Linked DNA regions of Homo sapiens: region 2 is linked to region 1. A link is a loop called in an ENCODE intact Hi-C map of the cell type or tissue named here. Cell type or tissue: PC-3. All regions are shown on one strand. Region 1 overlaps PLPP4 (phospholipid phosphatase 4). Region 2 overlaps WDR11-DT (WDR11 divergent transcript).

The links. Hi-C counts contacts between places; a loop is a spot of excess contacts. Peaks named below come from ENCODE experiments on the same cell type or tissue, not always from the same donor. Only the 100,000 strongest peaks of a DNase experiment are listed, where the experiment ranks them.
Region 2: it touches region 1 in a loop (6-fold over the local background); 2 of 110 quality-filtered maps call a loop at or near these places.

What each region holds. Positions count from the first base shown.
Region 1 is chr10:120,508,427-120,513,426 of GRCh38, forward strand. All of the region lies in intron 2 of PLPP4 (phospholipid phosphatase 4), which reads left to right. Among named protein-coding and RNA genes, the nearest start is that of PLPP4, 54 kb to the left of the region's middle. In PC-3, no CTCF peak of the experiment used is centred here; DNase peaks (open chromatin) are centred at 165 and 2,955; H3K27ac peaks cover 2,792 bases.
Region 2 is chr10:120,839,254-120,844,253 of GRCh38, forward strand. The region is part of intron 1 of WDR11-DT (WDR11 divergent transcript); the gene reads right to left. Among named protein-coding and RNA genes, the nearest start is that of WDR11-DT, 9.4 kb to the right of the region's middle. In PC-3, a CTCF peak has its summit at 2,795 (motif pointing left); a DNase peak (open chromatin) is centred at 2,688; H3K4me3 peaks cover 413 bases; H3K27ac peaks cover 2,969 bases.

The DNA.
Region 1 (5,000 bases):
GTGAATAAACCCCAGTGACAAGCTCCTCTCTGGCTAACACCCTCGCATCGAGGCTGCTCTGGCTTCGATCCCTTCTGGTTGTTAGAAGTCCTTGGCATCCTCATGCCCTCCCCCATCAAACACACTGCTTCACATTTTGTGGTTTCCCAGAAGCGCCCCGGCAGTGTGGTGCATGGTGCCTTACATCAGCAGGTGGGGATGACTCACTTTCTGGGTGCAGCACTGGCCAGGGATTGACGCCCCTTCCTGTGTTGATTCATGGGTGGATGCTCCATAACTTAGTTTGTCGTTTAGGGTATGGTCAGGGTGCCTGGGAGAGTTAGGCTCCCTCTTCTCTCCCCAACCTCCTCCTGCTACTCAAAGGTGCACACTACTTAGATCTAAGGGTGCAGGTGGGCTTGAATTGAAAATGCATCAATCCTATGTGTCTGGTGACAAGATCTTGATACCCTTTTAACAGTCTTTTCTAGAAAATAATGAAATACTAGTCAACAACCAGCATTTGCCGGATGCTAGCTCTCTGTTGGATCCTGTTGGTGGGCAGTTGGTTTGGGCTCCACAGTGGCCTACAAGGGGTCAACTCCCAGCTTTGCCATTCACTAGCTATGCAAATTTGGAAGATCACCTCCCCTCTTAGCACCTTACTTTCTTTATCTGTGAAAGGTGTCTTTAAGAACATGTCCCATCAAGCTCTAGAGAGCATCAGATGGGGGTGACAGACCTTTGGCACTTCACTTAGTGTGTGGCACCTAATCAGCATTCCATAACTATTAGTGAATTGAAATCCTGCCAATAATACTTGCCATGGATATTATTATCGTCATACCCATTTATAGATAAGGAAACTGAGAATCAAAGAGGTTACATGATTTGCTCAAGGACAAAGAATGGATAAGTGTCAGGAGCTAGGGCTGAACTCACCTCTCCTCAATCTGAGTCCATTCCGCACATTTTTTTTTGTACAGAGCTCTGGCTTCCCAGCCTGTGGAATACATACAAAACTAGCCACATTCCAGATCCTGCTTAATGATACATACACTATCTCTTTATGTGGGCACTGTGCAGTACAATTAGTAACTTTAAAGATGGTGTTCAATATATAATCTCTGCCAGCCTCAGTTTCCCCATCTGTAAACTAAAGCTTTTGGGCTAAGGGAATCACCGAGATTCAGGACTCCAACCCAGGAGCATGGCAACCCAGTCTGGGAGTCTTGGTCCTACTAGCTGTGTGCATTTGTGTGTTCACTCATCTCTCTGAGTTTTAGTTTGGTTATTTGTACAATGGGAATAATATTTTCCATAGCAGAATAGTTAGAAGATTGGAAAGTGTGAGGAAAGTCCATAACACGTAGTAGGTGCTTAAGATATGACAGCTGTCACTGAAATTTCTATGACTTATCTATGACCTGGAAACAAGCCTCCTTACCTTTCTTTTTTAACTTGGAAAAAAAGCATGCACTATGTTTTATTTAATGTTTACTTTCTAGGGTAGGAACTGCTCTAACATTGTGGTCAAAAGTGCAGAGCCTAATTTAGATGGTCTGGGTGCAACTCCTCATTTTACCACTTGATTAGTTGTGTGACTTCCAGCAGGTTGCTGAACCTCTCTGTGCTTTATTTTCCTATGCATTAAGTAAGAAGCCTTTTCCATGTAGGATTGCTGTGAGAAGTGAATGAGTTAATTTGCATGGGGTGCCTAGAATAGACTATAGTCCTTAGTAAGTTCTCAGTACACGTTAGCCTTTGTTATTGTAACCTAGGTATGTACATTCAGCAGCCCCATACTCATAACAAGTGAGCAGAACTCAAGTCCAAGAAGGGTTCAATATGTTCTCTGAATCCTGCAGCAGTGTTCGGCTGGAATTCTTTGTTTTCTCTCAGGTCTCAGTTAATAAGCTCTGACCACTCCCCATCTTCCTACCCTGGGCTCATCCTAGGATTTCCTAGGATTTGATTCTTTTAAAATTAGCCATGGAAACATTAACAGAAGAGAAAACAATACCAAGGGAGACTTTGCTTGCTCATGTTTTTCCTCCACCTCTGCCCATGTGTGGAGGTACAAGGGAGCATCCCCACCTTACGTCCCTCTGTACATCTTCATCTGCTCCCCTGGCTCGGGCAGCAGAACTGCAGCTACCAATGGCCTTTGTCGAAAGAGTGGAATGCTTATGCACTGGTTTCAATTCAGTCTGCTTTGCTGAGTGAAAGTGAGGTGGTGGGGTGCTTACTCGCCTCATTCCTCCTTTACCCAGTTCAGAGGTGTTTTGCCCTAGGAGGAAGTCGTTTTCCTAATGTGTTGGCTTCTGAAGTTCACCTCTTAATTCCAACTTTCATTTAAAAATGTTTGTGTACAAGGGGGTGAATGATACATGTAACTATGTCTCTATCCATCCTGATTCACGGACTGTGCTGCCCAAGGATATGGCAGATACATTTCCAGGAGAAGAATGAGACACTAGGGCCCATTGCTTTTAGGATGAGAGGAGGAAACAAGCCACATCTTGCAATCACACAGACACCTCTGCTGCAGCAACTCTGGGGTGGGAACCATGGCATTTTGAAGGCTGCATTCCCTTGCCTGGGAAGCCCTTGATATGGGGAGCCTTGGGCCCTCCTAGGTGCTTAGCATTGGCTCAAGAGCAGTTGATAGTGGTCCTAGAAAAGATACCAATATGCATCTACCTAGGAAATTTGCAGCATGAGTTAAATTAAGTCCAGCCTTGTTGGGGAAGTGGGGGTGAGGGTCCAATTAGGAAGAGGCAAGTTGAGGCAGGGCGCAGTTCTAAAGGAGACCACTGGGCCATCAGGCCATGAGCTTGGAGTCATTGGGCAGCTCTAATGAATTCTTCAGCCTGCACACCTGGCCTTGATCCTGAGCGCCTCCCACCTGGCACCCACATCTCCTATGTGGGCAGTGACTTTCTGCTCTGGAATTTCCTTTGGAAGCCTCATTGGGAAAGTCATCCCAACTCATACTTTTTTCTGGGGTTTCATTGTTGCCTAACCTTAGATTATACCAGCTGGGATTGCCTTGAAATGTTTCCTTCAAAACCATGTTGTTCTCCTATATAAACACTGACTTGGTAGTATCATTACTGGGTCGTCCACTATTTAGTGAGTTGCTTTCTCCTATTTGGGAGCACATTGCCTGGTCTGTATGCAGTGCTTAAAGGGACAGAAAACAGGAAGGTAAGCTGGTAGCCTTCATGTTTGGATTTGGAGAAACAAGGACTTCTTTGACCTTGACCATAACATTGGACTTTAGTAAGTGGTGCTTCAATTCTTGTTCTTTAAGCACTAAATGCATGAGACAAAAGTCTAAGGCATAATTCTCAATCATCAGCATCAGTACCATTTGAGATATTGTTAAAAATGTACATTTCCGGGCCAGGTGCGGTGGCTCACACCTGTAATCCCAGCACTTTGGGAGGCCGAGGTGGCGGATCATGAGGTCAGGAGATAGAGACCATCCTGGCTAACACGGTGAAACCCCATCTCTACTAAAAAAGTACAAAAACTTAGCCGGGCGTGGTGGCGGGCGCCTGTAGTCCCAGCTATTTGGGAGGCTGAGGCAGGAGAATGGCGTGAACCCAGGAGGCAGAGCTTGCAGTGAGCCGAGATCGCACCACTGCACTCCAGCCTGGGTGACAGAGTGAGACTCCGTCTCAAAAAAAAAACAAAATGTACATTTCCAGACCAGCTGTATAAGCATGTTTGAGGAAATCAGTACTTCAACAAGCCGTGTAGTTATTTAGGTGTGAGAGCTGCCCAATAATTTATGGCACAGACTTACTGGACCTCTTAACTCAGGAGTGTTGCCCTTCTGAATAGCCCCCAGGGGAATCCTCTGTTTTCTCTGTAGCAGTTCTGAATCTCCTCTAGTGCATCAGCCCTTTAGCACCTGAATACCCTCCATGGTGGCAAGACTTGCTTATTTGACTTTTAAACAATCCAAGTCATTCAGGGCCACAGCTGAATCATCAAACTGGTTACTACCACTTCTGGTCAGAAATAAATGGTAGCAGGTAAGGAGAGGGCTTTTTTCATGTCTCATACAAATGGCCTCTGAAGACAGTTCCCAAAGAGGAGTCCCCGAGATAATTTGAGCTCTAGCAGTCTGGTTGTAGTAAGGGTGTGGAGCATCTAAGCCTGCATTCATTTGGTTGAATTCTGTTTTTATAAAAGAAGAGCTCTTGGCCAACATGGTGAGACCCCATCTCTGCTAAAAATACAAAAATTAGCTGGGCGTGGTGGTGTGCACCTGTAGTCCCAGCTACTCAGGAGGCTGAGGCAGGAGAATTGCTTGAACCCGGGAGGTGGAGGTTGCAGTGAGCGGAGATCACTCCACTGCACTCCAGCCTGGTGACAGAGTGAGACTCTATCTAAAAAAATAAAAAATACATTTAAAAAAGAAGAGCATATTCCAGCCATGCCTTAGTTCCATCAGGAAACCCCTCTCCAAAAAGTGATGTCTTACTAGAGCAGAGAGAGAGATTTCCAGAATTATGAACACTATTCGTCAACAGTTACACCCCAGCCCTCCCACCACTGACTGCTAGGCCAATTCTGGATTTGTGAGATGTTCAGTCTCTTCTGATATTGTTATCCTGAGATGTTATAGTCATGAAGAAGCAACAAAAAATGCCTTTTATATGGTTGGTGGAAGGTTTAAAAACAATTTACTAATTACGGAAGCTGGAATAAAGACTCAATATGGGAATGGAAACCTTGTCCCCAAATCCTAGCCTCGCCCCTCTCCAGTTGTATGTTCCCAGGCACATCACCTAGTCCTCAAGCCTGGAGGAGGCAGTCACAGAGTTATCATGAGGATGTAAGAGGCTCCTGGACTTGATGGTACCACCAGTACCATGGTTTCCACCTCACAGTAGGTTCTGTAATGAGTGTTGGCTGCATCTGAATCCCACCAGTTTAACTCATTAAGTCTGAGTTGAGCATCTATGTGGAGGAAAGGGTATAGAGGAAGGAAGAGTAGAGTCTTT
Region 2 (5,000 bases), 330 kb after region 1:
TGTTTAAGGAGAAAAGTCGATGCCGGATCTGAGCTGTCAGTTTAGTGCTCTCCCTACTCAGCCAGTCACCCACTCTGCTGGTGACTTTGTCTTCCATGTTACTGGGTGATGTTTCTTTAAAATGTCTTGCTGTGCAAAGTATGCACTCCTGGTCCCTATTCAACCCCCATGAGAACGTCACAAACACTCCTAAATCTCACATGAAGCAGCTTTATATCCTGGACAGAGCCCTGGCTTGGAAGTGAGAAAACCTGGCCAAGGTTCGTTTCTGTCCTCAGCTAGCTATGTGATCGTGAGCAAGTCACTTAATCTTTCTAAGGCTGAGTTCCTTCATTTACAAAATGGGGTTGGTGATACCCAAAATAAGGCTGACAAAATAAGGTTCGCTGGAAATTCAAATGCTTTGGGTTAAATAATACAGGATTAGCTGATTTAAAGTACCAATGTTATAAGGAAAATAATCTAACAAATGCAGTAAAGGTCTTGGCACATTTTGATGCTAGAGTTGGTGGGAGTTGGAACAGCCAAGCACTAGGAAAGAGTTCTGAGTCGAGACCAGGACTGGAAAGGGAGGCTCGGTGCAGGTCAAACCAGGAGGAAACTGGAGGCAACATCATACTGAAAGGTACACAAGTTGTAGCCCCCCTCCTTTAAAACTTAACTCCTGCAGTCACCAGAGGCAAGCCCTGAGCAGCATCTGCCTAAGTAAGCGTCTGTGACTTGCAGAGTGGTCGTCCTGGCCCACAGCTCTTGGAGAGCACTGGGTGGGGCACGCCTGGCAGCTCAAACAGCTGAGTCTTTCACTGAGTGTGAAGACAGCCTGATCCTTTAAAAAGAGTGGAGTTAACCCCTCCTCTAGGTCAATCTCAGCAGTAATTTTCCAAATGCTGCATGATGCATTCATGTTATGACCCCCTAAAGCTCTTGTTTTAGTTCTAGAGCTAGTCTAAGACTATTTACCACTGGTTTTTTGAATCTCTGTGTGTCATACTTGCATTTTCACTTAGAGTAAGACCAACCTGTAAATCAAAGTCTGCCCTCGGGCGCGGTGGCTCACATCTGTAATCCCAGCACTTTGGGAGGCCAAGGCGGGCGGATCACGAGGTCAGGAGATGGAGACCATCCTAACTAACACGGTGAAACCCAGTCTCTACTAAAAATACAAAAAATTAGCCGGGCGTGGTGGTGGGCACCTGTAGTCCCAGCTACTCGGGAGGCTGAGGCAGGAGAATGGCGCGAACCCGGGAGGTGGAGCTTGCAGTGAGCAGAGTTCACGCCACCACACTCCAGCCTGGGCGACAGAGCGAGACTCCATCTCAGAAAAACAACAACAACAACAAAAAAAAACAAAGTCTGCCCTAAAACAGCCTTGAGTGTGGACCGACTGAATTGAGAGGCCTGGGTACCAGCAACAGCCAAAGCAGGGGTTCATAGAGCCCTCACCTATCCTGAAAGTGCCTCAGGACAATCTCATCCTACTCTTTGGAAACATAAAGAATAATACAGCAACTTTTTTTAAAAAGAGAAAACTGGCTGCAGTTGTGGTGTCCTGGTGACTCATGCAGCAAATTCAACTCCATCTTTACCCAAATCCTTATTATTTCTTCTCCTGCAAGCCACTCCTTAAAGAGAAAATATAAATATCGCTCTTCAGATTCAAGATGGTATAGCTTAGATGGGTTAGTGTTGTTATTGAAAATAGGAGGCCTCAGCCGGGCAGAGTGGCTCACACCTGTAATTCTAGCACTTTGAGAGGCCGAGGCGGGCTGATCACTTGAGGCCAGGAGATTGAGACTGGCCTGGCCAACATGGTGAAACCTGTCTCTACCAAAAATACGAAAAAATAGGCTTCGTGGCTCATGCCTGTAATCCCAGCTACTCAGGAGGCTGAGACACGAGAATCACTTGAACCCAGGAGGCAGAGGTTGTAGTGAGCCAAGACCATGCCAATGCACTCCAGCCTGGGTGACAGAGTGAGACCCTGTCTCAAAAAAGAAAGAAAGAAAATAGGAGGCTAGATTCATGCTCCAGCACTGTCAGCAAATAATAAGGTACTATAGGAAGCTAGGTGCTGTTTTGAGCTCTTTTAATATGTTATCTAATTTAGTGTTTTTCATCATCCAGGAATAGTTACTCTCCTCCCCACAAATAACAGAAGGAGAAAAGGAGGCTTAATGAGGTCAAGTAATCTGCCCAAAGTCCCAACAAACACCCTCCTGTTACTAATGCTAACCTTCCATGACTCTCCAGCGCTAGAATAAAATCCAGTGTGAGGGGTTAAGAAGTGAAACAGGCTTAGCTCACATAGAAAGTCCTTAGCTCATCTCCTAGCACATGGTTAAATGCTCAACAAATGATATCTGGCATTAGCAATAGAAGGGCATTTGAAAGCCTTTAAAGAAACACACAGAATGCATGGATTTTATGGACTTGTGCACAGAGAAGCCCGTGGTGCTAGAAGATACCATGTAGGACTGTCACCAGTGTGCCTCAAGTTGCTCATTATCTTGCCATTTCACATAAAATAAAACAGAAATGCAAATAAAAGCTACACAAATAATGAAACATATATAAAAGAAAATTTTCCCTTTGACTCATCCAATTTTTCCTGGGAGTAATGCACCTTGTGCTTAGATACACAATTCTCATTGTCAGAGTTGTTTTCCCTTTGCTTTCCACAATCAGACCACAATCAGACCACATCCAGGCCAGTGCTTGGTTTTGGAAATAAGACCTTGACCACAGCCCTTTGCCTCACTGGGAATGTGTTGCTCAGCTAAGTGGCTCAAAGTCCATGCTGCCACCTACAGAATGTGAGAACATTTTGGCAAATTATATATCTGACAAGAGACTCAAACAGGCACTATGGCTCCTGCCTGTAATCCCAGCTACTCAGGATGCTGAGGCAGAAGGATCCTTTGAGCCCAGGAGTGTGAGGCTACAGTGAGCTATGATCACACCACTGCACTCCAGCCTGGGTGACAGTGAGACCTTGTCTTAAAAAAAAAAAAAAAGAAAGAAAAAGAAAAAAAGAGACTGTTTCTAGAATATATGAAGAACTCTTATAACTCAATAGTGAAAAGACAGATACCTCAATATAAAAATAAGCAAAGGATCTGAATATTTATTCAAAGAAGATATAAATGGCCAATAAGCACTTGAAAAGATGCTCAGCATCATTAGCCATCAGAAGAATGCATATCAAAACTACAACGAGAACTACTTCACACCCACCAGGATGGCTATTATAAAGAAGACAGATAATAATGAGTGTTGGCCAGGATTTGGAGAGATTGGAATACTTACACACTGCTAACAGAAATGCAATACGGTGCAGTCTCTGGAAAACAGTCTGGCAGTTTCCTCAAAAAGTTAAATATAGAGTTTTTATATGAGCCAGCAATTGTACTACTAGGTATATACCCAAGAGAATTGAAAACATATATTCACACAAAAAATATGTACAGGAATGTCCATAGCAACACATTTGAAATAGCTAGAAAGCAGAAACAAACCAAATGCCTATCAGCTGATGACTGAATAAATAAAAGATGGTATATCCATATAATGAAATATTACTCAGCAGTGAAAAGGAATAAAGTACTGATAGATGATACAACATGGACAAATTTTGAAAATGTTATGGTAAGCGGAAGAAGCCAGGCATAAAATACTACATGCTTTATGGTTCCCTTCATATGAACTGTCCAGAACAGGCAAATGTATATGGACAGAAAGTAGATGAGCAGTTGCTAGAGTTGAGGGATGGCAAGTAGGGGAAATGGTGAGCAACTGCTAATGGGTACAGGGTTTCTTTTAGAAGTGATAAAATGTCCTGAAATTGATTATGGTGATGGTTGCTAAACTCTGTGAATATACCAAAACACAGCAAATTATACATATTAGATGGATGAATTGTATGGTATGTGAATTATGTCTTAGTGAAGCTGTTGTTTTTTTTTAAATCTCACGCTTCCCAGGCAGCTGGAGTTTCTTCTAACTGGGCTGTGGAGTACATGACATGGAAGGCAATGTGGTTAAAGGCATGCGTTTCAGAATCAGACTCCCCTGGGTTCCAACGCTGGCTCTGCCTTTTATTGTCTGTATAAACTTGGGCAACTCTGTGAACTTGTGAAAATATTTGTCATAATATAGTCTTTGTGACTTTGTGCAGATGAAATGAGATGATGCAGGTAAAAGGTTTATCACAGTATTCAACTTGCAAGTGCTTAAAAGGAAGCTACTGACTTCATCACCTACGTGAACTTGGAAAGTTTACTTATGAAGTAAGTCATTTATTCTGTTACATATTATTTCTGTCTTCTTCCATTTCTTGTGTTTCCACCACCAAATCAAAATAGGAATCAGAAGTTCGCATGCATTTATCTCTACTGACTTCAAAAGAAGAGGGTAAAAAAGTTGTCCTAGTTTAGGGATGCAAATGATTTAGCAGTGGCAGGATGCCCTGAGTGCGCATTACCAGGCTTTGGAGTTTATGTCATCAGGCATGGGGCGAAATGGTAGCTTTTGAGGCATAAAAGAGGAGCATAAGTTCTGTCCTATTAAAGAGATCAATTGTCCAGTGTGTCCAATATTCTGTCTTCCACTCTGGCCAAGACAGATGCTTCAGAGAAGGACATAAAATCCATTAACATACTTAATTACACACTCTTGTATTATGGGAGATACATTACTGTCCCAAACCCAGCCTGTCCTTGCCTAAATATCCAACATCCATTATCTTCAAGGTAGCTTACAGATTTAAACTAATTAATCTCTTTTTCTCCAAGAGGCTTTTTCTTACCAGGGGGATGAGAGGGCTGGTTACCTGCTGCCTGCCCCCATCTGTGAGCTACTGCGCTGATGCCTGATTGTCACCTTGTGCCTGTTTGACCTTATGCTCAGTGGGCATTTGGAACTCCTGCACCATCAATCATTTGTTGAAGACCAACTGTATGCCAGGAAAGGTGCCAGACATTGGGGCAAAAGGAAGACTAGGA